Regions from separate parts of the Homo sapiens genome. Here all the other regions are linked to region 1. The links are chromatin loops, found by intact Hi-C in ENCODE. Cell type or tissue: endothelial cell of umbilical vein. All regions are shown on one strand. Each heading gives the region's core, and the rest is flanking DNA. Links, peaks and the distances in the headings are about the cores only. Region 1 overlaps RANBP17 (RAN binding protein 17). Region 2 has its middle 24 kb from the start of SNORA70J. Region 3 overlaps RANBP17 (RAN binding protein 17). Region 4 overlaps RANBP17 (RAN binding protein 17). Region 5 overlaps RANBP17 (RAN binding protein 17).

Evidence for each region. Peaks named below come from ENCODE experiments on the same cell type or tissue, not always from the same donor. Only the 100,000 strongest peaks of a DNase experiment are listed, where the experiment ranks them.
Region 2: it touches region 1 in a loop (12-fold over the local background); 13 of 110 quality-filtered maps call a loop at or near these places.
Region 3: it touches region 1 in a loop (9-fold over the local background); 8 of 110 quality-filtered maps call a loop at or near these places.
Region 4: a loop joins it to region 1, with 10 times the contacts of the local background. A loop is called at or near these places in 3 of 110 quality-filtered maps.
Region 5: a loop joins it to region 1, with 7 times the contacts of the local background. A loop is called at or near these places in 3 of 110 quality-filtered maps.

What each region holds. Positions count from the first base shown.
Region 1 is chr5:170,983,324-170,989,666 of GRCh38, reverse strand. The region is part of intron 14 of RANBP17 (RAN binding protein 17); the gene reads right to left. Among named protein-coding and RNA genes, the nearest start is that of RANBP17, 120 kb to the right of the region's middle. In endothelial cell of umbilical vein, for the core only: no CTCF peak of the experiment used is centred there; DNase peaks (open chromatin) are centred at 2,846 and 3,966.
Region 2 is chr5:171,339,034-171,345,376 of GRCh38, reverse strand. It overlaps the pseudogene RPL19P10. Among named protein-coding and RNA genes, the nearest start is that of SNORA70J, 24 kb to the left of the region's middle. In endothelial cell of umbilical vein, for the core only: a CTCF peak has its summit at 2,815 (motif pointing right); a DNase peak (open chromatin) is centred at 2,846.
Region 3 is chr5:171,148,629-171,154,971 of GRCh38, reverse strand. The region is part of intron 14 of RANBP17 (RAN binding protein 17); the gene reads right to left. Among named protein-coding and RNA genes, the nearest start is that of TLX3, 160 kb to the left of the region's middle. In endothelial cell of umbilical vein, for the core only: no CTCF peak of the experiment used is centred there; no DNase peak of the experiment used is centred there.
Region 4 is chr5:171,171,949-171,178,291 of GRCh38, reverse strand. All of the region lies in intron 16 of RANBP17 (RAN binding protein 17), which reads right to left. Among named protein-coding and RNA genes, the nearest start is that of TLX3, 130 kb to the left of the region's middle. In endothelial cell of umbilical vein, for the core only: no CTCF peak of the experiment used is centred there; no DNase peak of the experiment used is centred there.
Region 5 is chr5:171,198,186-171,204,528 of GRCh38, reverse strand. It overlaps RANBP17 (RAN binding protein 17), which reads right to left. Exons shown (of 28, transcript NM_022897.5): 19 at 4,756-4,859. Among named protein-coding and RNA genes, the nearest start is that of TLX3, 110 kb to the left of the region's middle. RefSeq lists an enhancer at 1,515-3,543. In endothelial cell of umbilical vein, for the core only: no CTCF peak of the experiment used is centred there; no DNase peak of the experiment used is centred there.

The sequences.
Region 1 (6,343 bases), core at 658-5,657:
TACCAAGCTCTCAGGCTAAACGTATCTATTCTCCAAATACTAATTTGCCTTGGGAATAATATCCAATGATTATCTTCTTACACTTATCCTACCAAAACAGTATAACATATTAGTATAGAAGTGATTAATTAATATAGGGAACTTTTAAATAATCATGAAATAAATGATTAAAAATTAAATAATCCACAATATTCCTCATTCAGTTTTGCAGGAAACATTTGACATTAAAGGATCACTATCTTGAAACCTAAAATTCTTTTCGCAATATTTCGATTACAAACTTGTAGCTATTATGACTTATGTTTCCAAATGATACTCAAGCCATCATAATATATGGATGTTAAGCATTCACTGAAGAGGAAGCAAAGATGTGGGATGGATTATTTACACAGACTGAATAGCTTCAGCGTTTCTGCAGCACAAGTAGGATAGATTATATCTCATCCTGATTCCCTTCAAGCAAGATACTTAAGTCAATTATAAGCATTAGAAAATACTTCCAAGTATGTAGTATGAGATTCTCACTGACAACTATTTTTGACAAATAATAATTTTAGCACCACCATTACAGGTGAACATATTTCTAGTAAAAACTTAGTAGAGGGTTTGCCTATGACTTTATTACTGAAATACCAAAGTTACTGACGTGTATTCACACATGATCTTACTTTAAGCAACTTGAATATTTTTAAGATAGCAAATTCTACCCAAGACTCCGGTAAGGAAGGCTTCCCATCTTCATCTTACAAACTGGTTGCCAGTAGCTAGGACTATAGGTGCATTGCCACCATGCCTGGCTAATTTTTTTCCAGTCAAATAATGGCATATTTAATTTGGTACAAAAATAATAAACAGTAAGAGGTATCTGGCAGAGTCTCTGAATGTTCAACAACATCCATCCTTATTCCAGAAGCAAGAACTATCACATAAGTGCAAAGATCATGTATGTATAATACATATATAATGAACTGTAGACATAAAATTTTAATTATGAAAATCTTTTATCAGGGAAAATATGCATATTTGTGGCCCTAGCCTTCTGATTTGTGGACGAAGATTGCCTTGTTGATGATTTCCACAAGATCCAATGACTATTAAAAAAAATTACAGACTGATGGAGGGACTGGGTTTTCAAGTCGTAAAATTTAGTAACTAAAACCTCTTTCAAATTGAAAGTCTTCTTTAGTGCTGACAACTCTTCAAAGTACATCTACTTGGTATTTGGGTATTTAGTCACATACTACATGGTATTTCATTTATTATTCTTATTCCTAGAATCACCAAAAAAAAAAATCAAACACTAAAAGATAGGTGGAATACAGAAAACTTTTCTCTACCAGATGAAATTATCACCCTCTCCCTTACTTAAAAAAAAAAAATCAATCATCAAACTATAATTACTCGAGAACAATCCAAAAAGTGCCATTCACATCAGAATGCACGTGGAGTTTTACTTTGTGCATTTATCCACAGATACCGAATTTTATAATGATTGAGAATTTATAATCATTAAAAGTAAGTAGAAAAAAAGAGAGGAAAAAATAGAGTAAAAATATTCTGTGGGTAAGCATATATTTTATTAAGTAATCACAAAAAATCATCATCTTTGAATTCTTCCAGGATCTAGCATAGCACAAGGGAGAGAGTAAGTGTTTAATGTATATATAATTACATAACAAAATATAATTCTCACAAGATTTGATGTCAAATAATGGTATATTTGGTATGATAAATAAATAGTAAAAGTCAGCTTATTAAAAAAAAACTAAGCCCATATTTTTCCAATTTACTTCCTGTATTTCTCTAACTTACACCATAATTTTAATTACCAGTGGCTGCAAAGATTTTAACTAGATTTTTCTGCCCCAAACATCCTCGTCTAGTGCTTAATGCTCTTGCACCAACACTTAAATGCACTTATGGAATTCATTCTCAAAAGTAGAATTTGGCAAATCTATTTATACAGCAAAGACGTTTTTAAATAAAATAATTAGGCCTTTAGTCTAATTATTTGCTCAACTTTCTGTTAAGCAGGTATAAAATGTGTGTTTTTAAAAACAGTTAATATATATTACCATGTAGGATAAAAAAGTGGGAAGCGGTATAGAGAAATTATTTTTTTTTTAAAAAGGCCTATCTGAATACTAATGTATTATATATGTATTGAGCATATGACATGACTATTAAAATAACAAATCCCTGAACAATAAAACTATCTAGCAGTATGTACATTAACTTGAAATATAAGCACTAACCACTCACCAAGAAGGAAAACCTAACTAGGTCAAATTGTTATCTATTACAAAAACTGATTATGATATATTTATTCAGTATATGGTAGTCAAAAAGCAGCCCAGAAATAGTCTGAAAAGCTTTAAAACACTTAACAGAAAAAAATCCCTAAAGTCACTAAGCATTATTCTGTAACAATCAAGCTTCAACATATAATCTTAAAGGTCACAGGTGCCTTTCCCCTATAATCTACATGATATATTTGGCATGCTGAAATATTTAAAATGTTTCAATGTTTAGTGTTTAAAAGGTATTAAAGCTGCTACCTATTTTTCACCAAAGTGAAAATTCTATGTATGAAACAATTTGTTTAGGATGAACTTTCTAAACACTTTTCCCCCAAATTGTGTATCAAATACAAACATACAAGTTGCCAGTAATCAGAATATATCCAAGTACCATGAAACAGCAGCTAGTACATTATTTTAACATTGGATTGCACTTAAAGTTGTAGTAGTCCATTGAAGATACTATCATGAAATGTTTTTCTATTTCCTTATTCAAGTGTTTTCCTACTCAATTTAACAGTAACTGTTATTACAGTAACATACCATACAGGAAGACATAACAATTGCAGGGAAAGAATGCCATCTGCTGCTTCATATGTGTACTCAACAGTAGGAAAAAGGTTGAATAATAAGTAATTACACAAAACAATTTAGAAATCCATATACACAGATAAAGCTTGAAAGTTTAGATAATTCCCCGTTTTTATTTTGGACAATTTGAAAATACATCAATGAGAACTTATCTTTTAAAAAATTTCTAGATTTGCAATTATTATGGGTACATCACAGGTATATATATATATATGTTTATGGGGTTCATTTGATGTTTTGATAAAGGCATACAGTGTGTAATAAACATCAGGGTAATTGGGGTATCCATTACCTCAAGCATTTGCCATTTGTGTTAGGAGCATTCCAATTCTACTTGTTTAGTGATTTTAAAATATACAATAAATTATTGTTCACTATAGTTACACTACTGGAGCACTTATCGGCTTAATGCAAATTTCAAGTTATTCCACAAAAAAGATCTAAACATGCTTATATATCACTAGTTCATGACACTTATAAACAAGGCTTTTACTCAGGTACTGAGAGCCACAGAGTCAAAAGGAAAGGTTCACTTCCTGGCCTTTACAAACTTATTTATGAATTACTATATTATCCTCTTTAGAAACTTGTGGTTTATATGCAAGGAGATCATATAATTTATCATCCAAACAGAGACATTTTTGAGAATGAAAGATGAAGCTATTAACTAACAATCTGCCAAGACAACAAGCGTGAGCTGGGGAAATCTCAGGCAAATCTGGATGTATGGTAACTTTATTTATAAATTACTATTCTGTTTTCACTCCCTCTGGCTTCATAACCTTCCCAATGCCTTGAAAATCTTCCTGAAAAGCAATTTGGAAATTTTTAGGAAATATGTAAATTCAGAAGAATGAAGGCAAAAAATAAAAAGGAGGAAACTAGCATAGGTATACACTCCCAGACAAGATGGTACCCCTATCCAAGCAGCTACCACAACACATACTGATTTTTTCACTTCACTTTGTTATACCATTTGAATTATTTGGCACTAATAAATATTTTCTTTAGGAAAGGCAATCCTTTCCAGGAGAATTCATTTATACAATAGCATGACATCCTTCAATTGGAATGTTTTCCAGTTGACATCTGGCAGATGAAAGGTACTGGAAAGAAAGCAGATTTGCACAAGTGCACACACGTGTGTGTTTTCCTGTATACCTAGATGGTGATGAACAAAAGAGATACAAGGGATTTCACCCTTTGGTGGTGAAAGATTGAATAGGATATCAAAACAAGGAATGAAGAATGAGAGCAAAAATTTTGAAGATTAACTTGTCTATTTCAAAATTTAAATGGAAGAGAGAAAGGGAATTACTTCTTGCTCAATTTCTGGTATCCTGTTTTGGGAGGACAGAATTCAGGCAAATTCTATTATACTATGCTTGATCAGTATCACTGTTTATGGGTCTATTTTTAAAGGAAAATACATTCCAGGACCTTAACAACACGTATTTATTAATTTTTGGAATTTCACTCACTGATAAGGTTTCATAACCAACCAAGACAAAACTGATGTTTATGGTAGGGTAAGCTTGAATAAAGGGATTTAAGAACAAAGTTCAAAACTTCTAACTTTTGGTAGATATTCAGAAGCTAAGATGTGTGTGTGTGTGTCTGTGTGTGCATTTGTGTGTGTCTGTGTTTGTGTATGTATGTGTTTGTGTGTATATGTGTGGTTCTGCGTGTGTGTGTGCCTGTGTGTGTATATGTGTCTGTGTGTGTCTGTGTGTGCCTGTGTGTCTGTGTGTGTATATGTGTATGTGTCTGTGTGTCTGTGTATATGTGTGTGTCTTTGTGTGTGTGTCTGTATTTTAAAAGGACTCTTCCTTATCCATTTTTAAAACTTAAAAATCACATTTTAATTGGATTAAAAATTAAAATGGACCTTTTCTAATAGACATTTAATATAAAAAATAATACTTAAAATTGTTATCAATAAACTAAGATAATTTATAATTAGAGTAAATGGTGACACACCAGGTAACAACTAATGGATACAAAAATAAACAGGAAATACTGTAAAATTCTGATACAGTCTAAGAAATATTCTAAGAGTTTTAACGTTTTAAATTATACCCTAATAAATAGGTGATCATTTACATATGTATTTAACTATTAGCTACACTTTTTTTTTGTTTTTGTTTTTTGAGACAGGGTCTTGCTGCCTCATCCAAGCTGGAATGCACTGGTGTGATCACAGCTCACTGCAGCCTGAAACTCCTGGACTCAAGTGATCTTCCATTTCACCCTCATGAGTATCTGGGACTACAGCCGTGTGTCACCATGCCCAGCTAATTTTTAGAATTTTTTGTAGAGACAGGGTCTCGCTATATTGCACAGGCTGGTCTCAAACTTCTGGCCTTAAGTGATCCTCCCGCCTTATCTCCCAAAGCACTAGGATTACAGGGGTGAGCCACTGTGCCTGGCCTAAACACACTTTTGGTTAGAATATTTTATTCCATGAACATTCTGGAGTACTTTAATTATATGTTACTAAACTCCTGGGTGGGTTATCTATGTACCTCAGAAAGAAACCATACACCCGGATGACAAACTGGTCAGTCTGTAGAGACCTGAATTTGCTGTACCTTCTTGACTAGAATTCTGGTGCTCTAGACACAAGGTAGGCTGCATGTGACTGCTATGTGTCTGCTTTCCCAGACTTCCTACTCTTAAAAAACTCCTTCCCTTACATCAGTTATTTATTTATTTATTCAGTATTTGCTGAAAATCTAATGTTAGGCTCTGTAATGCTCACTGGGAATACCACAAGCCTTAGCTATACTAACCTATCTGGATTTCTTCCAATGTAGAGCTTTAAGGCTTTGCACATTCTGCTTCTACCTCCTAGAACAAGCATCCCATTTTCCTTCCTCTTCAGCAGCTTCAACTAATTCTTCTGGATTTCATTCAGGAATCTTCTCTCCCAGAAGCCTTTCTGATTCCCAAAATCTGGGTTAAATACACTGTCCCCTGTGTTTTCAGGGCACCAAACGCTTACCATTATTTTTTCATGCATAAAACTATGTTGTAATTGTCCAAATTTGTATTTCTACTAAAATTATACACATACATGATTTAAAAAGTAAAACAGTAATAAAAAACTGCCATCCTCTGACATACTCCTCTCCATATCTGATTCCAATACTCAAGTCAACCCATTTTCAACTCTTTCGGCTATTTCTTTTACTATTTTCATTCATTCTTCTAAATAAACAGGCAGACAGAGCTATTTCCTGATATAAGAATTTTTCACATTATCTTTTGACTCCCTAACATATTTATGATACTGTATTCATCATTCATAACTAAGTTCCATGGTACTATGATTCAATTCCCTTTTGTGCACAAATGTTTAGTTTGACTTCCTTTTCATTTACCTAAGTTTTATGTGATTCTATTTATTACTAGTTGACCCTCAAACACTATTCCAGATCTGTAAAACTCAA
Region 2 (6,343 bases), core at 923-5,922, 360 kb before region 1:
CAATGCCCCAATGCCAGAGAAGGTCACGTGGTGAGCAGAATGAGGATTCTGCGCCCGCTGCTCAGAAGATACCGTGACTCTAAGAAGATCAATCACCACATGTATCATAGCCTGTACCTGAAGGTGAAGGAGAGTGTGTTCAAAGACAAGCAGATTCTCATGGAACATATCCACAAGCTGAAGGCAGACAAGGCCGGCAAGAAGCTCCTGGCTGACCAGGCTGAGGCCTGCAGGCCTAAGACCAAGGAAGCACGAAAGCAACGTGAAGAGTGCCTCCAGGCCAAGAAGGAGGGGATCATCAACACTTTGTCGAAGGACGAAGAGATGAAGAAACAAAAGCTCCCCCTTTGTCTGTACATACTGGCCTTTGTGATTACATAGATCAGCCATTAAAATAAAACAAGTCTTAAAAAAAAAAAAGGATGGGTGCGATGGCTTATGCCTGTAATACCAGCACTTTGGGAGGCCGAGGTGGGCGGATCACCTGAGGTCAGGAGTTTGAGACCAGCCTGGCCAACATGGTGAAACCCTGTCTCTACTAAAAATGCAAAAAAAAAAATAGCTGGGCGTGGTAGCGGGCACCTGTAATCCCAGCTACTCAGGAAGCTGAGGCACGAGAATCGCTTGAACCCAGGAGGCAGAGGTTGCAGTGGCGAGACCACACCATTGCACTCCAGCCTGGGCAACAAGAACAAAACTCTGTCTCAAAATAAATAAATCAATAAATAAAAGTTATCTCTGAGTAGTGGGATTAGCCTGTTAATTTTTTGAATTATACATGTCAAAATGTAAAATGTGTATTATTGGTGTATATTTTAAATCAAAGAGTATCTGTTTATGTATTTTTTTTTTTTTGAGATGGAGTCTCATTCTTGTTGCCCAGGCTGGAGTCTAATGGTGTGATCTCAGCTTGCTACAACCTCTGCCTCCTGGGTTCAAGCGATCCTCCTGCCTGAGCTTCCCAAGTAGCTGGGATTACAAGCATGCGCCACCAAGCCCGGCTAATTTTGTATTTTTAGTAGAGTCGGGGTTTCACCATGTTGGTCAGGCTGATCTGGAACTCTTGACCTCAAGTGATCCACCTTCCTCGGCCCCCCAAAGTGCTGGGATTACAGACGTGACCCACCATGCCCAGTCCAAAGAGTGTCTGTTTAAATTAAATTCTTTTTTTTTTTTTTGAGACAGGGTCTCACTCTGACACCCATGCTGGAGTGCAGTGACATGGCTTATGGCTCACTGCAGCCTCAACCTCCCAAGCTCAGGCAATTCTCCCACCTCAGTCTCTCATGTAGCTGGGACTACAGGCGTGCACCATGCCCAGCTAATTTTTGTATTTATTGTAGAGACAGGGTTTCCCTTTGTTGTCCAGGCTGGTCTCAAACTCCTGGGCTCAAGCGATCCACCTGCCTCAGCCTCCCAAAGTACTGAGATTACAGTACTGTGAGCCACTGTGCCCAGCCCTAAATTGAACTATTGAACTAGCCAATATAATTTAGAAATTTAGAATTAATTAGAAATTTATTTATTTCATTTTAAATTTTTATTTATTTGTTTTTTTGAGAGAGAGTCTCACTCTGTCACTCAGGCTGGAGTGCAGAGGTGTGATCCCAGCTCACTGCAACCTCCACCTCCTGGGTTCAAGCAATTCTCCTGCCTCAGCCTCCCAAGTAGCTGGGATTACCGGCACCTGCCACCACGCCTGGCTAATTTTTGTATTTTTGGTAGAAACGGGGTTTCGCCATGTTGACCAGGCTGGTCTCAAACTCCTGACCTCAAGTGATCCCCCTGCCTCGGCCTCCCAAAGTGCTGGGATTACAGGCATGAGCTCCCAGCCTTATTTATTTATTTGTTTATTTATTTATTATTTTGACAGGCTCTCTCTCTGTCAACCAGGCTGGAGTGCAGTGGTACAATCATGGCTCATTGCAGCCTCAAACTCCCAGGCTCAAGCTATCCTCCCACTTGGCCTCCCAGAGTGCTGGGATTACAAACGTTAACCACTATGCCTGGCTAGAAATTTAGAATTAATTTAGGATTTTGCTTAAACCAACTATTTTCTCCTAAGCGAATGCAGGACCAACTTTTTTTTTTTCCCGAGACAGAGTCTCACTCTGTTGCCCAGGCTGGAGTGCAGGGTGCAATCGCGGCTCACTGCAACCTCCACATTCTGGGTTCAAGTGATTCTCATGCCTCAGCCTCCCGAGTAGCTGAGATTACAGGCATGCGCCACCACGCCTGGCTAATTTTGTATTTTTAGCAGAGACGGGGTTTCTCCATGTCTCGAACTCCTGACCTCAGGTGATCCGCCCGCCTCGGCCTCCCAAAGTGCTGGATTGCAGGCGTGAGCCACCGCGCCTGGCCCATGCAGTAGATATTTATAAAGGGCCTCCTATGTGCCAGGTGAGGTAAGTCAGAGAACTCCCAGCGCTGGGGCCTGAGCCACTGAGTGAGTGGCGAGCCATTAATGGGTACAGGAAGGCCAGGAGTTAAGTCACACTTGGGCTGAGAGTGGTGGAGTCAAGAGGTCGGGTTGGGAAGTGCTAAATTTAAAATGCCCATTATATATCGTCTAAGGGTCTGAATGCAGGCGCCCAGGAACTCAGGGGAGAGGGTGGGATGGAAAGAAAAATCCTGGCAGTCAGTCAGTGAACACTGGTCCCCAGAGCCTGCCCGGATTTGAGTTACTGTCAGTATTTGGGTTCAAACCCTAAAAGCTGAGGAGCTGATCCTGACCTGGAGATCCGTTTCAGCAGGGATGTGTCTGTCTCCGTGCTGACTCTTAGTGAGGTTTAGAATAGTGTGACAAACTCAGAGTTACAGCAGAGGGCGCTGTCAATCTAAAGTCCTAAAGCGCAGGAAAGGTTTGTGATATGCTGGGTGGATTTCAGCTTAAAACATAGTAAAATAATTGAGAAAGGGTCTACACCATATCTTGGCTTATAACCTGAAATAAAACAGAATCTGTAATATTTTACCTTGAAATATCACTGTGTCCTGAAATGCAAATAAGACAAATAACACATATTAAAGAACAAATTAATGATTTACATGACCATGTGATTGTAGTTTATAATCTTATAAGAGTTCTTTAAATTCACAGGAGTCAGCACAGAGCTGATATTTTAGGGAAAACATATTGTATGCCACATTATACACATACACACAGAGTACAATTCTGATTTTTTTTTTTTTTTTTTTTTTTTTTTGAGACAGAGTCTCGCTCTGTAGCCCACGCTGGAGTGCAGTGGCGCGATCTCGGCTCACTGCAAGCTCTGCCTCCCGGGTTCATGCCATTCTCCTGCCTCAGCCTCCCGAGTAGCTGGGACTACAGGCGCCCGCCACCACGCCCGGCTAATTTTTGTATTTTCAGTAGAGACGGGGTTTCACCGTGTTAGCCAGGATGGTCTCGATTTCCTGACCTTGTGATCCGCCCGCCTCGGCCTCCCAAAGTGCTGGGATTACAGGCATGAGCCACCGCACCCTGCCCAATTCTGATCCTTTTTAAGAGTTAAGAATAGATGAAATATAGACATTGTGATTGCAGTAAACATGTTAATTGACAAGTGATAGCAAGTTTTTCCTCACTATCAGGCGAAGCAAAGTAGTCCTGGTGATACAAGCTACTTGTAGGACTTAAATGGCATGAACCGAAGGAAAACAAAGGACAAATAGTGAATAGGTGCCAATTCAAGATTTAAAAATAATTTTTTTTTTATGACCAGGCGTGGTGGCTCATGCTTGTAATCCCAGCACTTTGGGAAGCTGGGAGGTAGGAGGATTGCTTGAGCCCTGGAGTTTGAGACCAGCCTGGGCAACACAAGGAGAACCCCATCTCTACAAACGTTAAAAAAAATTAGCCAGGTGTGGTGGCTCATGCATGTGGTCCCAGCTACTTGGGAGACTGAGGTGGGAGGATCACTTGAGCCCAGAGGGTCAAGGCTGTGGTGAGCTGCTGAGATCATGCCACTGTACTCCAGCCTGAATGACAGAGTGATACTCTGTCTAAAAAAAAAAAAAAAAAAAAAAAAGGAAAAGATAGCCTGATAGTACTGATGAAACACTTAGAACAGTGCCTGGTACACAGAAGGCACTCAATAAATGCTAGTTCCTTTCTTCCTTTGCTCCATTTATTTCATTTTCTTTTCAATTTACTTCTAATAAAAATATTATGTTTCCGGCTGGGCACGGTGGCTCATGTCTGTAATCCCAGCACTCTGGGAGGCCAAGGCAGGCGTATCACCTGAGGTCAGGAGCTCGAGACCAGCCTGGCCAACAAACATGGTGAAACCCCGTCTCTACTAAAAATACAAAAATTAGCCGGGCGTGGTGGCCAACACCTGTAATCCCAGCTACTCGGGAGGCTGAGGCAGGAGAATTGCTTGAACCCGGGAGGTGGAGGTTGCAGTGAGCTGAGACCACACCATTGCACTCCAGCCTGGGCAACAACAGTGAAACTCCGTCTCAAAAAAAAAAAAAAAAGTGTTTGCCACAAAGATTAGTAACATTAAGTATCATTCTCTATTATTGATTTGAGATGTTAGGAATGCAAAAGATAAAAAGTAGGGGCTCTTGGCAGATAGAAAGTAAACTTCCAATTGAGAACTCACTCTGTGGGTTTGTTATCGCTGCTGTTTGTTTTTGATAATGTGCAATTATAGAAATTTACAAAGATCCTTTTAAGAGGGCAATGTCCTGCTTTCAGAGTCAGTTTGCTTAGGCATAGATCAGCTCATAGACTCTCTGTCGCCTTGCTATTGAATTAGGGCTATATTTTTGACAAGTACAGCAGCCGTATCGTCACTTTAATCACCCAATAATCCACTGTGTCTCTTTATGCTAATAAATAAAACATCCTTCGTTAAATATTTCCTAGTAAGCAATCGAAGACCTGTAATCTCCACCCCTATATGTTACAAAGTAAAATGATATAACAGTAATAAAATCAAATCAAATCATGTCTAGGAGTTTTATAGACAACTAATAGCTGCAATTGAAAAGTGCAATCAGATACCAATTGAAGGGTACTTTTTTCTTTAATATAATGTACTATGCATATTTCACTAACTGTCTCATGATGTCAAATGAATTTAACAAGATGATTATGTAGGTCAAATTACTTAGTAAGTTCTTTTAAGAATGGCTTTTAGACCTATTATGACTTTTAATGGTGCAATTTGTTAAATGATTGGAATTTATAAAATCCTGCCTGCAAGTGCCTGTCAGAAATACTTGCTGTGCCCTGGTGATTTATTTTTAAAACTACTTCTTGCTTGTAGCAATTGAAACAAAAATGACCACCATAGAGCAACTTCTTGAAGCTCATTTCTCATTTTTAATTATTTAAAATACTTTCTTATTATCAAATTATAATTTGAATATTCTAATTTCAAAGAGCCTTCTCACCAAATTTCTCTCAGCTCTATATGAAGATGTCCTGGAAGTTCTTTTATTCCCTTCAAATATGAAATATGACCCTGCTTAATTTATGTGGGGAACTATAGACAGAATAGATATTATTAAACTTTTTAAAGTGGTCTTTAGTTCTTTTATTGTATATCTCTAACAATAAAATTTTAAAGGGAGAAAACAATGAAATATGATTGAAACATTCAGTCTTTGTGCTTGGAAGATTGCCTTTGTATATGTTGCCTTTTGGTATCTGTGGGTACCGTATTTCAGTTTTATGCAGTTTGAGAAGGCTCCCTATTCAAGCTAAGTTTTTAAAAATTGCCCACCAAAAATCGCGTAGCTATCTCTTGTCTTTTTTTTTTTTTTTTGAGACAGAGTCTTGCTCTGTCACCCAGGCTGGAGTGCAGTGGCACGATCTGGGCTCACTGCAACCTCTGCCTCCCGGGTTCAAGTGATTCTCCTGCCTCGGCCTCCCGAATAGCTGGGATTACAGGCGCATGCTACCGCACCTGGCTAATTTTTTTTTATTTTTAGTAGAGACGGGGTCTCACCGTGTTAGCCAGGATGGTCTCGATCTCCTGACCTCGTGATTCGCCCACCTTGGCCTCCCAAAGTGCTGGGATTGATTTTCTTTTCTTTCTTTTGGGACAGAGTCTTGCTCTGTGGCCCAGGCTGGAGTGCAGTAGCAGATCTTGGCTCACTGCAACCTTCACCTCCTGGGTTCAAGCTATTCTCCTGCCTCAGCCTCCTGAGTAGCTGGGACTACAAGTGTGTGCCACTGTGCCTGGCTAATTTCTGTATTTTTAGTAGAGATGGGGTTTCCTCATGTTGGCCAGGCCGGTCTCGAACTCCTGGCCTCAAGTGATCCGCCTGCCTTGCCTCCCAAAGTGCTGGGATTACAGATGTGAGCCACCACACCCAGGCTTGATTTTCT
Region 3 (6,343 bases), core at 401-5,400, 170 kb before region 1:
CGAGTAGCTGGGATTACAGGTGCCCCGCCACCATGCCCGGCTAATTTTTCGTATTTTTAGTAGAGACAGGGTTTCATTATGTTGGCCAGGCTAGTCTCAAAACGCCTGACCTCAGGTGCTCCACGTGCCTCGGCCTCCCAAAGTGTAGGGATTACAGGCGTGAGCCACTGAGCCCAGCCTAACACAATACTTTAGATGGCAAAATCAAATAGTGGTTAGATTTCTTGAGGTTATACAGTTAAATGGTTTCCCCAACTTCCTGTTTTCACTGTTTGACAATGCTGTTTCTTAGCTGCTAGGGAAAAATATGTATTCACTGACATTTGTTCTAGTAAATCCAAAGTAAACACTATATTAAATGCTATTTCATTCAATATACATAAAATAATCTTGGCTGGGCATAGTAGCTCACACCTGTAATCCCAGCATTTTGGGAGGCCAAGGTGGGCAGATCATTTGAGGTCAGGAGTTCAAGACCAGCTTGGCCAACATGGGGAAACCCCGTCTCTGCTAAAAATACAAAAAAAATTAGCTGGGCATGGTGGCGCATGCCTGTAATCTCAGCTACTCAGGAGGCTGACGCAGGAGAATGGTGTGGACTCGGGAGGCGGAGCTTGCAGTGAGCCGAGATCGTGCCACCGCACTCCAGCCTGGGTGACAAAGCAAGACTCCGTCTCAGAAAAAAACACCTTGACTTGCACATAAAATAATCTTGGCACCTATCAGACAGTGGAAATAGCAGGTAGTTCTTGGTGCCAACTAAGAGGAGTAGGTTAAATTCATTTGTTTTACTAATTATCTTCTTAGAAAAGATGGAATATTCACTTTGTCCTCAACCCCCTTAATTTGGTTAAAAAAAAAAAAAAAAAAAAACTAAAGTGAACTGTTATTTAGATTTCTTGGTCTTGTTTGCAATTTTTATTTATTTATTTATTTATTTTTTTGAGATGGAGTTTTGCTCTTGTTGCCCAGGCTGGAGTGCAGTGGCGTGATCTTGGCTCACTGCAACCTCCGCCTCCTTGGTTCAAGAGATTCTCCTGCCTCACCCTCCCGAGTAGCTGGGATTACAGGTATGTGCCACCATGCCTGGCTAATTTTGTATTTTTAGTAGAGATGGGGTTTCTCCAAGTTGGTCAGGCTGGTCTTGAACTCCCGACCTCAGGTGATCCGCCTGAAGATTACAGGCATGAGCCACTGCACTCAGCCTGTTTGCAATCTTGAATGGAAAAGTGGAAAACATGAAGCTGAACACTTCTGTTCTCTTTTTGCACTAATATGCAACTCTTGGTCCTATCTTACTTCCCTGTGTATGTTATATGCAGAAGTGAATGACACTAAAAGAAACCCAAGCACCCCCTGGGTGTCAGTCTTCCCCTGTCTTCCCCAAGATTTCATCAGTTATCTTCCAATATGTTCCCAGTATTCTGCATATCAGTCATGGGCCTCATTACATTGAACAATGATTACCTATTAACTTTGTGTTCTCCACCAGTCTGTGATGGCAGGAATATCTTTCCCTAGGCAATAGTGTGTCCCACTGTTTAGCATATAATAAACAGATTTGTAATGATAAGTATTTGTATAATAAATGAAACAAAAAAAAGAGTGCCACTAATCTAGCCAAAAATAACATTCTTACAGACTCTGTATAAATCTTTTTCTAATGTACAATTCTTGAAAACTAAACACTGGCTGGTTCCAACCCACTGTTTCTTAATAAGATGCTGCTCTAATTAACAACACCTACTTCAGAAATATGACTAGGATCAGAATAAAATTTCTCTCCTTCTGTCACCATAAAGTCTGACCATCTCACTCTAATCAATATCCAATCAATCAATGAGAAAATAGGTGATAATCTAGCACTGTCCTAGTTGTATGACAGATACAAGATATGTATAGACACTGCCCCTTTCCTCAAGAATCTCAAACCTTGCTAAGAAAATAAGGACACAGAGCATAAAATGCTTTAGGAGCAAGATCAGGAATTACACTTCATCATTTAATGGATTTAGAGTTAGAAGGACCTAAGGTCAAATCTTGTGAATGCCACTTCCTACCTATGTACTCTTAGTTGAGTTACTCTACTATAGAAATGAGGTTAATGACACCTTCGTCATAAGATTATTTTGAGACTTATTAAGATATAATGCACATAGAAGGTTTATCATCATAGTGACTGGTGTATAATAAACAATAAATGAGTGCGAGCATTGCCATTATTAAGTTTTAACAGCAAATATGATCCAGGTATGAGTTTGTATGAGTGTGGGCAGAAGGAGGAAGAGAACAGTATGATCCAAGTTAAAAATGGGAGTCAGCATGACAGAAGGGAGCTGTGGAAACCAAAAACTGGACAGTAGATGGAGCTAGATTATGGAGAACCTTAAAAGCCAGAGTACTGGCTTGATGTCATGAGCAACAGGGAGATTTCTAAGTGGGAAGAACCCTAGGACAAGAGTGACGTTTAAGATTTGTCTGACTACATTGTGCATGATAGTTCAGAGTCAGAGGGGTAAAGCTTGTATCTTTTTGGGGCCCTTTTTTTTTTTTTTGAGATAGAGTCTCGTTCTGTCGCCCAGACTGGAGTGCAATAGCGATCTCAGCTCACTGCAACCTCCGCCTCCCGGGTTCAAGCGATTCTCTACCTCAGCCTCCCGAGTAGCTGGGATTGCAGGCATGTGCCACCATGCCTGGCTAATTTTTTACTTTTTTTTTTTTAGTAGAGATGAAGTTTCACCATGTTGGCCAGGCTGGTCTCGAACTCCTGACCTCAAGTGATCCTCCTGCCTCGGACTCCCAAAGTGCTGGGATTACAGGCGTGAGTGAGCTACTGTGCCCAGCTTCTGGGGCCCTTTATTGCCTCTGTTACCATGTGTTCTTTCTCCTCGATATTCTGAGTTTCATGGACATCTTACTCTGGTTTCTCACTTTCTAATTATTTATTTTCAGTTAGAAATTTCTATTCTTCACATTCTTGAATTGAAACTGCCCTCCGCCCTCATATACCCAGTTCCTTGGGGGAGTTCATCTGCTCCCAAGAGTTCAATTAAATATATACCAAAATGACCCTAAATCCACAGTTCTGAATGCAGAAAAACCAGCCCTCTCTGGTTTAGTTGTATTACTGAAGAAAGGTAGTTAGGTTTGGCAATTGAAAAGAAATGTCAAGGTGGCAAAATGGCAACAATTTTGGCTCTTTTTCCTTGGTTCGAGAAAGGCTAGGAACTTGAAGGAGGCGATTACCACTGCTAGGTTAATTATATAAGAATGCCATCCATCAGCTCAATGGCTCACCTAGTTCATAACTGTCTCTCATTAAGGCTTCAATGAACTACCTTCCACCAATGACCATTAACCTCACAGGGTTAGAAATGTAGCCCAGATATTTATATCTTTTCATAATAACTTGTTGAGAATCTTTAATTCATGAACTTATTAAGCCTATTTATATTTTTAATTTGTGCCATTGCTTGGGAGAAGTTCTGTAAATTTTATTATTGACCAGAGAAAGTGGAATTGCTTCTTATTTTCCCTGAAATTAACATATATTTAAGGCGACTCTTGAATTTAAATATTTCAGAAATTTTCAAGTCCTGCCAATATCCTAACTAAAAAACCAAAAACCTGATCTTGCCTTTCAAGTGTTTAAATTCCTAGGCCAAAGAGGCCTGACTCTTTCATAATATTGATTTCGGTGGTCTTTATGTGAGCTTTGCTCTAGAAAAGTGAAATATAAATATGGATTATATCTATTAACACCATGCCTTTAAATCATTTGAACTGAACCTCCACTTATAGCATCTTTAAGGTCTATTTTGCACAGATCACATTTCTGGGTAGTGACAAAGGTCAAAAAAATGTTAACATAGCCATTCTATTCTGACTATTATCTTGAAAGGTTACTAGAGGCCCCAGTAGACAGATATAAACTTTAAGGAAAAAGCAAATTCTCTGCTGGAATTTTTTACAGAGACCTCAACTAGTTCATTTTCTTTTTAAAGTAAAAGCATTTTTGAAAAACCTTGCAAAACACAAAAGCAGCGGACCAAGTTCCAACAGTGTTCCTCAATGACAAAAGGAACAAAACGTCTGCAGACAATTAGAAAAGAGCTAGGAATTTAACAAACCAAATGAAGTGTGTTCACTTCTAACTAAACAAAATGCACCACCTCTGACTCCTTATGCAGAAACTTTGGATCACAGAATCATCTCTTGGGTATGACAGAATTTTTGAAAAGCAATGTAAAAACCAGAGTTCAAATCTCCAGTCACAAATGTGAGCATGAACAATTTCCTCAACTTCTTAAAGAATCATTTTCTTCATCTATAAAATGAGGACAATAATATCTACCTTGCAAGGCTGTAGAGAAGAGTTGTGATAATGTGGACAAAATGCCTAGCATAGTATCTGGTGCAAAAAGGTATTTATAAATACTATATATTTTTATTGAGAATATCACTTGCATATCATCTAGTAGGTAAGCTTATAAAAAATTAGTACCTTTCATCAAATTGTGTAATGCTTTTTTCTTTCTTTTTTTAATGAGAGGGGACATATAAATTAATATTTACATTCTATCATTACGAATCTGTTATTAGTGTTATCACACTATGGCCAAGTACCTATTTAGACAATTTAAACTTTGATTTCTAAGAATAAGTAATTGGGAAGGGAGAAAAACATTTTAATTATATAATATTTAACACATTGCACCTAAATTAAAAAGTAATTATTCTCTGGAGGATTAAATGGGAATACCCTAAAAACACAAAGTTTTTAAAGAGTGGTATAGATTCCCAGCTTACTGTGAAAAATTCCCAACTACTTTCAAAGATTTTAACAACTCCAAAATGGCTGACAGTAGGTAAACAGAATATAAAAACAGATGGTTCAGACAATCTGAATACAAGAAAAGCAGGTGTTTAGCAAAACAGAAGCATTTGCCAGTTTGCCAATGCTGCTGGTTCCTGCTTCAACACTCTGCTTGCCTCCCCCTACCCCCACATCTGTTCACTAGTACTTACGTGATACATTAAATTGACACAGAGGATGAAGACTAACAACCTGCAAACCAAGAGTCTACAGAGGAGATCGCTGTTATTTTAAAATAGGATTTCCTCTTCTTTGAGGTTTCTCTCACTATTTTAATCTTAGAAAGGTGGAAAAATGTGTCTTTCTTCACAAGTAAGACACGTTCCATAGATTTAAGAGAATTATTTTCAAAAGAGCACAATAAAGAGATATTAAGGCCTGGCTTACAAAACACATTAATATAGATAGATGCAAACTAATTCAAAGTGTAAACCATGTCTGCAGAGTATACTCTATATTGCTCAAGTACAATAAACAAAGAAAGTACCATAAATTAGCTTCTGGACACTGTAAGAAAGCAATCATAGCGTGTCTTTACCAGATGTGTAATGAAACTATGCATTTCTCACAAAATCTTTCACTTTTGTTTTGCCTCTGAACAAACTAATCTAGGGACTTAAGGGAGATTATGATATAATTTAGAAGGAGGCTGATACAGTAAGTGAAATACGGTAAGTGAAAAGAATAAAATTAACAGTCATGTGTTGAGAGAACCCAAGATAGGAAACAGTTCTCCTGTTTAGATATTTTTATTTGTGTGATATGGGATTTTGGGGAGAAAATATATATAACTATGTGGACTTCAGTGGACACATGAAAAATGAGCATAGCTCAGAGCTCAGTAAAAAATGGAACAGTAAAAAAGATCCATGGTATCTCCAAAAGAGGTTAGGGATGCTAACAGTGGATGTTGGTAGATATCAAATGAGGAAAGGGGCCTTTGTACAGTGGCCAGGGAAGTTGAGGTGATTTTATAGAATGGGTGAAGACAGTAGGTAAAGTTAGATAGCTTGTACGTGGTAGCTACAGAACCTATGGTTAGGTTTACTTTACCAGCAATCAGCCTCTTGGTTGACTATTCTAGTTTTTACCACATCACTTGTACTGAAGTTTCAGGGACAGGGATGATGACGATAATATGAACAGCTATCGTTTACTGAGTGCTCATTATGGGCAAGCACTATGCTAAGCACTTTATATACTTTATCTCATTTAATCAACATGGTAAGTCTATGAAGCAGGTAGACATTAATATCACAATTTTACCACTGAAGAAATCACATTAATATCACACCAATCACATTAACATCACAATTTACCACAAAAGAAATTGAGACCCAGAGAAGTTATGTGTCTATTGAGTCACATATCTGTACGTGACAGGGCTGGGACTTAAACCCAAGTCAGAATAATGTCAAAGCCCATACTCTTAACCAATTACTTTATATATATGATCATGAAATGTTC
Region 4 (6,343 bases), core at 867-5,866, 190 kb before region 1:
CACAGGAACAGAAAACCAAACACCACATGTTCTCACTCATAAGTGGGAGGTGAACAATGACAACACATGGACACAGGGAGGGGAACATCACACGTCAGGGGCCTGTCGGGGGGTGGGGGGGTAGGGGAGGGATAGCATTAGGAGAAATACCTAATGTAGACGATGCATTGATGGGTGCAGCAAACCACCATGGCATGTGTATACCTATGTAACAAACCTCCATATTCTGCACATGTATCCCAGAACTTAAAGTATAACAAAAAAAAAAAAACCACATAAAAAATCCAAATAGGTATAACAACGATGAAGCATCTTAAGGGATACTAATAATTATTTACAAGGAACAGGAGTTAAGTCATAATCACTCAACAGAAGGGGCAACAGTAAGTTCTAAATGCCCACTGTATGAAGTTTTGAAACTATAAAGGAAGGGAAAACAAGTCTTAATCTCTAATAATTTACAATCTAATAGGAGACAGGACCAGCAAATACTAAACTATATTACATTCATACCCAGATATGTAGATTGAAAACAAGGTGTTCACAAACATTAAGAAAAATAAACCACGACTTGAAAGAAAATGAAGGGAATTAACATTTAGTATTAAAGGACTAAGGATTAAGCTATTTCATGATGGCTTTACTAAGTCTTTAGCCAAGACTGAAAAATTGAATAAACCTAGTTGAGTTACAGTGTGTCAAATGAGGGAGAGTGGCAAATGTGGTGATTCAGTGAAAGATAATGAAGGTTATCAAGGGGTAGGTAAAATAAATTTCCTTGGCCCAAGTATAAAGTACAAATTGTGGTCTAATGGAGTATCAGGAAGTTAGCTATGGGAACTCAGTAAGTCAAGTACGGTCAAAGGACTCAAATTTAAGTCAATACTTTTGCTTGACCTAAGAAGCAGGTGGAAGAGATTGTGGGCTTTTGGGAAGAGAAATGATCAGATCAAAACAATACTCAAGGTACGTAATTTTGTGAAACAAAAATCTAAAGAACTTGGTGAAGGTCTAAATAAGGGGGCTACAGAAGAGGAATAGGGAGGATTCTACACCTGATTCTAGTATTCAAACAAACAGAGGAGATAAATTATGGGATGACTTTTCTGTAGCTGATAAAGACAGAAAACAATGAAATAAATCAACATTTCCTCTGATAAAAAATGCTAATAGAAGTATGCCTGAGGGATGTAAGCTGAAACTAGTTTTATTTAACATTCTCACAAACCATCTGGAGATGGTGGTATTCAGTAAAATAAAGCAATGCATTTTAATACTGTTTCACAAAAGCAGAAATATTACTGTTTATTGCTAAATAGTTCCTGTAACAGACATAAACAATTTTAATTTCATCCATCACCCTTGTTTCATTCTTGCCCTTTGCTTCATCTCTCATCCTCTACTCTTTCCTGACACCTACCACATTCAGGATTCACACCCAAATGGTGGGAAGGTCAGAAACAGATGTGAGGATGTCTGGTTTGCACATTACTTGGTAAGTTTAAAAGCTGCATACTTAATGGTTTATCTATAAGCTTATGTCTAAATGACCTCGAATAAAAGGGGCTCCCTCAAATCAGCCATATCACAATGTCACATACCCACATTATTTTTAATGTGTAGATTTTCAGAAAATTCGTATGTAATTTATCTGAGTTAAATTTAAACAGAAGAAATAGAAACTATATTAATAAAACAACTGACTTTAAGCTCTTTGGAGAAATATAGAAAAGGAAGTTTGCAATCAGTGTCAATTCTGTTAGAATTTAAAATCCACGAGGGCAGGGTCTGTGTTTTATTTGTTCTTTTGCCGTGTACTTAGCAAATGCTTAATAAATATTTGCTGAATTGAAAGAGGTCAATAAGATTCAAGATGAGTATGGAATTAAATTTAAAAATCACTATTTTAGTCTTACTAAATGTTAACTCTAGATAAGGATGAAGTTCTAATTATTGTACTTAAAACAAGCAAGCAAAAGAAAGACAAATGGAGCTGGGAAAGGTAGGGGTAAAAAATAAAATTTTCATGGTCATCAAGTGACTTTGATAGAAAATAGATTCTTTGGCTTGTAGAAACGAAAATGACTGAAATAAACTAGTAGATAAATAGATTTATCATGCATATGGATGGGACTTACATTCACCAAATTCAGGTGTACAGGAACTTAAGGGGATAATCTTAGAGAGTCAGTCTGAGGCCAAATGGAAGGAATTATTTCTTTATATCAAACCAAACCAGAGCCAGCTCCACAGGCATGCGGGCTGTATACTTGCATAGTGGACCCTGTGCCTAGAAGAGCCTCTTCATGGTTTAATGCTTTGCTGTTGAGGTCTTGAAATTCTTAACATTTTTTGACCAAGTAACTCCACATTCTTCTTTTTGAGGTGGGCCCTGCAAATTATGTAGCTAGCCTTGCAATAACATGGAGAAGTCATTAATCTTGAGAACTGTTGCGGTTAACAGTATCCATAAGGTAAAAAAAAAAAAAAGTTTGGATAAACTCAAAAACGAATGTGGAACTCTCTTATAGAGTCTGATTTTAAAAAGCTAGATATTGGTATCTCATTGTGGTTCTGATTTGCATTTCTCTAATGACCAGTGATGATGAGCTTTTTTTCATATGTTTGTTGGCTAGATAAATGTCTTCTTTTGAGAAGTGTCTGTTCCTATCCTTCGCCCACTTTTTGATGGGGTTGTTTTTTTCTTGTAAATTTGTTTAAGTTCCTTGTAGATTCTGGATATTAGCCTTGTCAGATGGAGAGATTAAAAAAATTTTCTCCCATTCTGTAGGCTGCCTGTTCACTCTGATGATCGGTGATCATTAAAAAGACAGGAAACAACAGATGCTGGAGAGGATGTGGAGAAACAGGAACGCTTTTACACTGTTGGTGGGAGCATAAGTTAGTTCAACCACTGTGGCAATTCCTCAAGGATCTAGAACCAGAAATACCATTTGACCCAGCAAATCCCATTACTGGGTATATACCCAAAGGATGATAAATCATTCTACTGTAAAGACACATGCACACGTATGTTTACTGCAGCACTATTCACAATGGTGAAGACTTGGAACCAACCCAAATGCCCATCAATGATAGACTGGATAAAGAAAATGTGCCACATATACACCATGGAATACTATGCAGCCATAAAAAAGGATGAGTTCATGTTCTTTGCAGGGACATGGATGAAGCAGGAAACCATCATTCTCAGCAAACTAACACGGGACAGAAAACCAAACACCACATGTTCTCACTCATAAGTGGGAGGTGAACAATGACAACACATGGACACAGGGAGGGGAATATCACACACCAGGGCCTGTAGGGGGGTGAAGGGCTAGGGGAGGGATAGCATTAGGAGAAATACCTGATGTAGATGATGGGTTGATGGGTGCAGCAAACCACCATGGCACGCGTGTACCTATGTAACAAACCTCCACGTTCTGCACATGTATCCCAGAACTTAAAGTATATTTAAAAAAAGGACCTCAAAATACACACACACACACACACACACACACACACACACACACACACTCTAGATATTTTTAGTTTTCTCATGTTTGATGATTATGTAATAAAGGCCAACCACCAACAGAGGGCCTGATAGAGAATGAAATTTCCTTTCTGAAACCCAAGTGGAGCATGTTAACTGCTACAAATTTGAGTAAAGAATAAATTGCAGTAGAAATACTGATCAATTATCTTTCAAAAGAATAAAAACTTGAAATAATGATTACCGAACAAACAGAATTTTGGATAAAATGTGATACTCTTCTCCGTTTTCAGCATTTAAAATAAGTAAGTTTACTTGATTGCTCTGTATGACCCTTATTCTCTCTCCAGTTTTCCCAGGAGCTTCCTTGATTCAATCATTTGAACAATCTCTCCTTTTCCCATTTAGACAGAAACTAAAATTTCTGACCAGGAAACATTTCAAAGAAGGGAAAGATCCCCAAGTACTGAACTTGAACACAGCGGGCTGGCTCTGTACAGAGTCATTTCAGCTCTGTGCCTGTTCAAAAAAGCTACTTCAGAAATTCTTGGAATTTGGTCTTGAAAATATAAAGAGTATGTTAAACAGTTACTCAAATGTATTTGCTAAATTTATTATAAATACCCATGTAATGAATCTGATGGGAAAACATTAACTTTCTGTCAAAAAGGTCACTGGATTTTAAAATAACAATAATCTTACCAATTTGAAAAGTTTCAAATTTGGCAAACAGCAATTCTGGGGTAAAATGCAACAGTCATCCAGTTACAATCTGGGGACTTACGTCCCCACATCATTATTTAGGAACTAGACTATCTCTAAAACTGTAAGTCTAGTGAGTTTTATGAAGTCCTATGAAAAAGTGTCTGTGAGGGAAGTACCAGACTTTTCTGCTCAGGACATACAATGCAGCTCTATTTTCTAACTACCTAAAGACAGAAGTTCTCAAAGTATGGTCCTGGAGCCACCAACTTAACATGAGGCTTGTGAAAACTGCAATTCTCAGGCCTAGGCCTAACACCTCCTGAAAGAGAAACTCTGGGGAGTGGGGCCTAACAATTTGTGTTTTAAAAAGCACTCACATTCCGATGCTCACTAAAGTCTGAGACTACTGCTTTAAGGCAACCAAAGGCTTTTTAATACTTCCTAAAAATGGGGGTCTTGTGTGATTTCAATTTCTAACAAGTGGTCAGATAAAAGACCACCAAAGTTCAGAGACTGGCTTTGAGCACCATAAACACTGAGTAAGGTTCATCTGAAGCAGATAAAATAGAAAAAATAAAACAGAAAGTATCTGAAGACATGTACTATAAATAAAGAACATTAAAAAACTTCATAGTGAGAAACATGCTTTTCATTTACTTCTAATATTTTAAATAAAAATATTTTGAATATTAATATATAAACAGATTTCCAATAACAAGGGCCTATAGGTGATGGTTTTGATCTTGCGTGTTTCTATTGCTGAAGAATGTCATCTTATTCCTAATATAGAAATAATGTATTGCTTTAAAATCAAGACTGAAAAACACATTATAATAAAGAAATCCATTGGAAAAACAAAACATGCATTAGGTAACCAGTAACTGCACTAAAACAGATACACCACTCACATATTCCATTATGTAAATGAATTCAAAGATATTTCATGACTGATCAGCTAGAAGGGACATAATGATTTATAATTCAAATAACTGAGCACTGAAATCAAATTGAACTAATATATATTTCTAAATATGCAAACCTGAAATAATTGCTAAAAAATATAAATCAATGTACCCATGTTGAAATCATTCCTATCCCCTGGCTTAAAATATTATAGCTTTTAAACTTTTATCTAGTAAGTTTTCTGAAAATATGATTTTTTAATTCACTTTGAGAAGTACTCAAAAGCAATAAACAGCATGTAAAATAAAAGGCTATAATATTTGAATTAAAGAATATATAATAGGCTTAATAGGATAGAAAAAGATCTTAAATAGCAGATACAAATAAATTAGGCATTATGCAAATTATACTAAAAGAATACAAATCAAATTAATTTTATACTAAATATCAATTTCAACCTAAAAAAATAGGGTAAATCTAAACAATAGATATATGCTATAAAATAACTGAGGCTTCTTTGCAGATAATATGCTTTCAAAGTAATTCATTGTGAAAAGGCCAGAGTTTGCAATACTAGGAAGTACTTATAAACCACTTCATATGTTAGAAATAAAGAGTATTTCAGCATTATTATTAGAAAAAAATATGGGTTGAGTTTTTTTTTTAATAAGAAAAAATACATATCTTAAAAAGCCAAATGACCATTGGAATTGGGTTGTACATCACTTTCCAGTAAAAAGGAAAAACAGCCTAGACAGGTGTAATTTATCATTTTTCTGATTTAATATCAAAGAAATATATTAAAATAATAAAAAGAATCCTGAAATCCTCAAAATTTGTAGTGATAAATAGCCCTCCCTGGCTTTATTGCATTATACCTACTAACAGAAATATTGCATGGTGGATTTTGCCAGACAAGGACGATTATTTTCCAATAAAAAGTTGCATATTAAATTCCAGCACAAAAGTGGGTGTCTAATACTTTGGAAATCTTTTATGGTTTACCAAGGAATACAATTTTAAACTTAACTAACATAAACATATTCCTGGAATGAACCTACATTAAAGGTTTCCATTCAATGCCACCATTTTCAGAATTTGTCCTCATATTAAAAGATCAGCTAATCTTAGTGATTAATCCAACACTTATCTTTCACAAGTCCTATATATTTGATAGCTAATGTAGAAAAGAAAATCTACATGATTCTCTCTAGTTGTTAGAAATATGACAATACT
Region 5 (6,343 bases), core at 453-5,452, 220 kb before region 1:
TACTCAGCTAGAAAATGGTCTCTGAACTTTTTTTTCTACCAGATTTTCTCCTTTCTCACACTTTGGTAATAAATGAAAACCTCTTTAGGAAGGAGTTCAAATTATTATTAAGCAAACAGTGAATCCTGACCCTCCTCTTAATGGCTGATTCAATTAATTTAATTTCAAAGTAGCAAATAATAGTTTAACTCTCAGAAGTATCTAGAATTTCTCATCTTCTCCATTCTTTCTGCCTAAGAGATGACTCAATATAACTGGATGTTATTTATAGGAATATTCAGTTTCTGCACTGTCTAACAGTTCACAGAATGATGGTTATCTGAATTTCTGAATCTTGAAAACTCTGAATTTTTGTTTCTGCTCCTTTAAATTACTTACTCCTTTTTTTCTCATACTCTCACCAGTTCTTATTTTTCTATAACCAGCTGGCCTCCTTGTAGTTCCCTCATGTAACCTGCTGCTTGTTTTTAAACATTTTGCCTTTTTATATAGCCTTTTTTCACCACCTGAAGCCTGTTCCTCTCTTTCTCAGCTTTTCACACTCCTGGAAGCCTCCAGAACAAAATACATCTTCTAAGAAGCCTTCTTCAAACTATTCTATTCTGACTCCTTGGCTTTGCAGTGTTTCTATTAAAGTAGGCTTTTTGTTCTATTTTTATTAGGTACACTTACAAGTTTCAGGCTATGCTTCAAATAATTTTAAGCTTCCACATACACATGAGATATCTACCATTTAAGTCTAAATTAGTCAACAAGAACCATGAGTTTTACTTTCTTTGTGTCTAGTACAAAGGGCTCTAAAAATATTTTAGACTATCCTCGTTATACAAAAATATTAATTTTTATTTTATCACAATTTTTTCATTCCTTAAACGATATCAAATTAATAGAAGTGGTCTATAGGACTCAAATCTATTGGCTTTTTTTTTAAAGTGGCAAAATGTGGCTATGAAATTATATCAATGTTTCATTCTAGAAAATGTTACTACAGAGGAAGCATATAATAATGTTTTAAATGAATTCAACTGAACAGAAAAATTCAGTGTTAATGTGAATAAGAAATAGATTTCTTATGCTCAAACAATATCTTTTATCTCAAAGCAGCAGATAATACTGCAATAATCTACATGGATACACAAACAACACTAAAGAGAGTGTTTTCTCAATAGCCAAAACATATCCAGCCCCCATATGAAAAAGGAAAGCTGTTAACTAAGAGCTCAACCAGCCTACTAAGTAATTTGAGCGTAAGAGGTGATCTTATTGAATTTGAGGAAAGGAGGAGCTACAGTTTACCATCTCATTTAAAATAGTGCAAAGAGTTTTATTTTAAAAGTTGCCTCTCTCCTATAGTTGGTCAACACAAGATTGGTCTGAAGAGTGACAGGCTCTTGTATTTTTAGTGAGGCTGTTTTGGGGAGTGGGATATGTCTGGAGATCTAACCCTATGGATTCCTTTTTGGGTAGTTAGGGAGAAACTGCTGAGTTCTTCAGTCTGCTGCATGGTGAACAGTTGTCTGTGTGCCAAGTGTGAGACGAATGGGCTGGGAAACAGCTGAAACGAGGCTCCTTCCACCCTGACCCCCAAAACAGGGTTTCTAATGGAAAGTCTCACAGACCCTTTACTGTAGTGGCACTACTGGGGGCAGCTATAATATTATCCTCATAATTCTACTATATAATAACAACAAAGAAAAAGAAGGTGAAGGGTCATTGTGCTTTGTCTTTAGAATTAAGATGGCTGTCTTCATCCTTACAGCATACTCTTAATTCTGAAGACACATCTTAATAACCTCTAAATAGTTCCAACAAAAGAGCCGTGTCAGAGGAATGAGCAGGCCCCAAGGTGTTTCAACTGGAGTGTTTTCATCTGCCTTTATTGCTCTATCCCTCTCCAGAATTAAGGCAATAACCTGTGATAAATTATTCAGGAACTGCTACAGGGATCAAAGCAAAATCATTCTGTTAAAGTGCTGTTTGCAACATTTGGCACTTAGTGCGAAAACTTTTAATGTGCGCATGCTGAAAATCAAGGATTTTAAATAATTTAACATTGTGGAGTTTTTACAAAAGGACTAAAGATAGCAGGTTCCTATTTAACTGCTTCTCTTTCTCTGAGAAGTTTTCATTCATTTTCCTTGAAACTGATGATGTCATGACCAAATCAAAAACGATGCACGAGTCAGGGGAGTACTGGACTATATTTTACCATGGACATAATTATAGGGGGAAACATACGTTTTGAAAGAGTACTCTAAAGCTAGGATTTGTCAGAGTATTTTTTCCTTTTCCCCTTTACTTTGAAGAGAAAAACCCAAGACAAAATTTCAATGTTTTCTTCAATTTTATTAAGAATAAGTAAGAAAATAAAGCTATAAATTTAACACTTTTGCTGCATTTCCTCCTCTAACAACTGTATTTCAATTTGGCAACACAGGTCCTTAATGTTTAAGTTTATCCTGAAATCTGCATTTGAAACTATCTATAAATAGGGAGTTAGAAAATGCTGGTAAGAGGTGCAAATTAAATGAATTTGGCAGTCCTGCGGCATTTTCATAGAGATATTTTAACAGCATCACCTCCTGTGGATTGGAATACTAAATACTTTATTGAAGAACAAAACAGAAATGTTTTTATCTCTAGTACTTGCAAAATGAAGTACCTGAAAGCACTTTTGCATGTATTATTTATTCATCGTGATAGAAAAATAGCCTTAACCTAATAAATTACATTTAAAAGCATTTAGTGCAAAAGTTTTGTTTATGATAAAGCAACAGATTTAGTTTTTTATCGGTAGCTTAAAGCACCAAGTTTTCTTTATACAAATTAGACAGATGGTGCTTACAGTAGAATTTACTAAAGGTCTGTCACAACAAATGCAGCCAAGCTGCATATTTAATCACTGCAGAATCTTGTCTACCTGCAGCTGCCAACTGCTAATCCAATTTCCCTGATAAATGTGGCAAGAGACACGATCAGCAATAAAGAGCATCTAACTCCATTTTCCTGCAGGGCGTCTTTTGATGAACATTTAGGACGGAAGCACGGAGTGCACTGTGTGGCCTTGGTTCGTGGCAGCTGCATGCATTCTGAGGCACAGTTCTCAGGTTACTCACTTAATTCTGCCACTATCATTACGTTGCTATTGATCTCAGTAGCTGTTGCCTACACAGCATTACTCTAGATGAAGCTGAATCAGGCAGTTATCATGCATCAAACTTGCTCAAAAGCCTGGAGATTTCCCCTTAATTACTTGTGATTTTATTTGCAAATACCGTTAAAGTGTAATCAAGCAGTCACTTTCCAGGGTCGTTAAGAACTTGCTGGTTTAGGGATATATCACTGGAACTCCATTAAAAATGACTCTAGGAAGATGGTTTCTATCAAACTAGATGGGATTACAACAAAATGGTCTTGGAATATAATGAAATCTTCAGATGAGACAGATGTAATTTTCATAAAGATGATGTTTTTCAACTTCACTGCTCCTTTTTGATAAAGGGCAGAAATAGCAACCTAAAAGCTGCAAAGATTTTGTTGGTCACTGAAAATATTTGGAAGACATCTAAAAGATACAGCTAACCTGAGTGGAAACTCTGGTGAAGAATTTCAGGAAGACTATAAACACAAACAGAATCTGTAAGATCCTTCTTTTGGTTTTAAAATTCTATAACTATAGCATGCTGATAAACATTAATTTCAAAAATTCTTTTAAATTAAGAGGTATAGCATTTGGCTGATTATTTTTTGGTAGAAGAATTACATAAAGATAATTATCAAAGGGTGTCATTTTTCTATTTGGCTTCTTACTGTTAGTTTTTTTGTTTTTGTTTTCTTTTTTTTGGTGAAGAGACACTATGCAAAAGATGGTTAATATTTCCAACATACTTCAAATAACTATGAAATATATGACTCAATTATCACCAACAAAGGTGTCTACATTCTCTGGAGTGCATTTATTAGTCTGTTAAAAATAATAATCAGTGTCAATTTATTTAATATTTCCCTGATACATTATAATTTCAGAAGATACTATTTCTATTTAGCAGTGCTTGTGCTTCCCATCCCCCTCCTTAAAATACGGGGCTGTTTTGTCACAGACAGCTTGCTACACTTAAGGATTTTACTAATAAAACATAATGTTGTCTTAGATATTATGACTGTTGCCACAGCTGAACTGACTTGTCAAATCAATCCTAATATGGCTCCCACAGGCACATAAAAACCTTATTTAGCTATCAGTTATCCTAATCACTTTGTTCCGTTTAAGAATGCAATACTTCAAGACCAGTTCCTATTTATACATATATGCCTAGCCATTTAATAAAGTCTTGATTTATATAAATTCTTGTTTAAAAAAATATTTAGAGATGTAGTGTTTTAGTATGTGTATGTTTGTGCATTCCTCCATATAGATCTGTTGTAACATAACAGTGCAGGATAGATGAGGGAATAGGGGTGTTTAAAGTGGTGTACCCACAAGAAATATCCTATTAAAGATAGTAACTGCCAGAGGAAACAAATCTATGTCATCTTATCATGAACTGACTGTCCAAAACTATTTGCTGACCTCAAAGTCCATTTGTCTAAGAAACTAGAAAAATGCTTAAATAAAAGTAAAAATTAAAGACATGCAATTGGGAAAGCAGGTCTGAGGAGGCAAAGAGTACACACAGATATGCAAAGCCCTTTTCTGGATCTAGATATCCTAGAAAAAACAAAACTGTCATTCCTCATATTTGGAAACAAACCCACCTTTACATCTTCTTGTTTAAAGTTGTTGTTGAATATTTGTAATACTGTTTCAAAAGCAACTGTAAGAGGCAGCATGAAATTCTCAAATTCATCCTCATCTTCACCTATCAGAGAAACAAAAGGGTCACTACGGTTTAAAATGCATAGAATTGTACATTGTCCTCAGCATTGAGTGCTTCATTTAGGCTTAGAAATATTCCCGAGAAGGGGTCAGCCTGCATTCACATCCATGCCACATTTTGTACTTTTGCTCACTGAATATTCTGGTGTTGTGCCTTCTCTTTTGCATCAAATGAAATAGCAAAATTACTTACCAGCCATTTTTTTTTTCCTGGTTCTTTAGTGGATCTAATAGACTCATGCCCCAGGCATCTCAGTCCTTTAGCTCCTAGGGCCCCTAGAGCTTCTCTAATGCCTCAAGGAAGACCACTTTCAAAGCCTCAGAGACGCAGTGTTTTTTTTTTCCCCCTTCTCTTTGGGTGCCAAGGCCCTAAAGGGCTCAAAGACTCAGGTGCCCAGATAGCTCTAAGTTATTATTCTCTTTTATTTATGTTCTTTTTAATTAATTTATCAAATAAATGGCAGGGAAACTTTTATCTGCCAAAAAGGATGGGGTCCCTTATGGGTCATTTGGATTTTAAATACATTCTCCATGGGTACACTTCTTACACTAAGCTTCCTTTTTTTTCTCTTTTTTTTTAAATAGAGAAGAGGGAAAAGAGACATTTCCTATTAACTTTTTACTTTAAAGGTAGACTGCAGTTTCCTCAAGGATTCTGTCAAAGCAGAATCTTCACTTCACACATGGATATGCACAATTGATAATTTATATAGTATTCTTTTTCAAAAGGGGTTTCTTTTAAATGAGAGATTGAATTCACTCATTCATCCTAAGTCACAGGGAGCTACGAGCTGCACTCTACTGAAGAAACAGGCAGAGAAAGGTTAAGTGTCTTGCTTAAGGTGGAATACTTAGTTGGAGGTGGAACGACATGGTTCAGACCTCCTAATTTCTATTCTAACAGTAGAGTTTTTCAATAGAGTATTAGAGAGGAAATGAGCTCAGAGAAGGTCCTCAAAGTTTGGTCCTTGACCTGGGAGCATCAACATCACTTGTGAACTTGTGAGATGTAAATGCCCAGGTTCCATCCCATATCTATTGAATCAGAAACTCTGGGGGTGGGTCCCAGCAATTTTGTTTTAATAGGCCCTCCAGATGATTCAGATGCCTGTGAATGTTCGAAAAACACTGGCATCTATAGTCATTTTTCAGACAAAGTAACGGAGGTCCTGGCAGGATCAAGATCTTTTGACTCTTAAGGAGTGGCTGATCTGGCTGACTCTAATCTTCTGTGATTTATCTCTTTCCTTCAATTTCACATTGTTTCAGGAGTACAACAGAATTGGGGACTTAGCTTTGTTACAAACAGATGCCAAAGGGCCAACAAATCTTTACTGGTGTGCCGTTCTAAACGAAGGTCAGTATCCTGAGTAAAGAGTAAGGCAGACCAAATTATAATCTCTTCTCTGTCAACTGGCTGTGTGACCAAGTGACTCCTCTTAGATACACTCTTCTCTGTTAACTGGT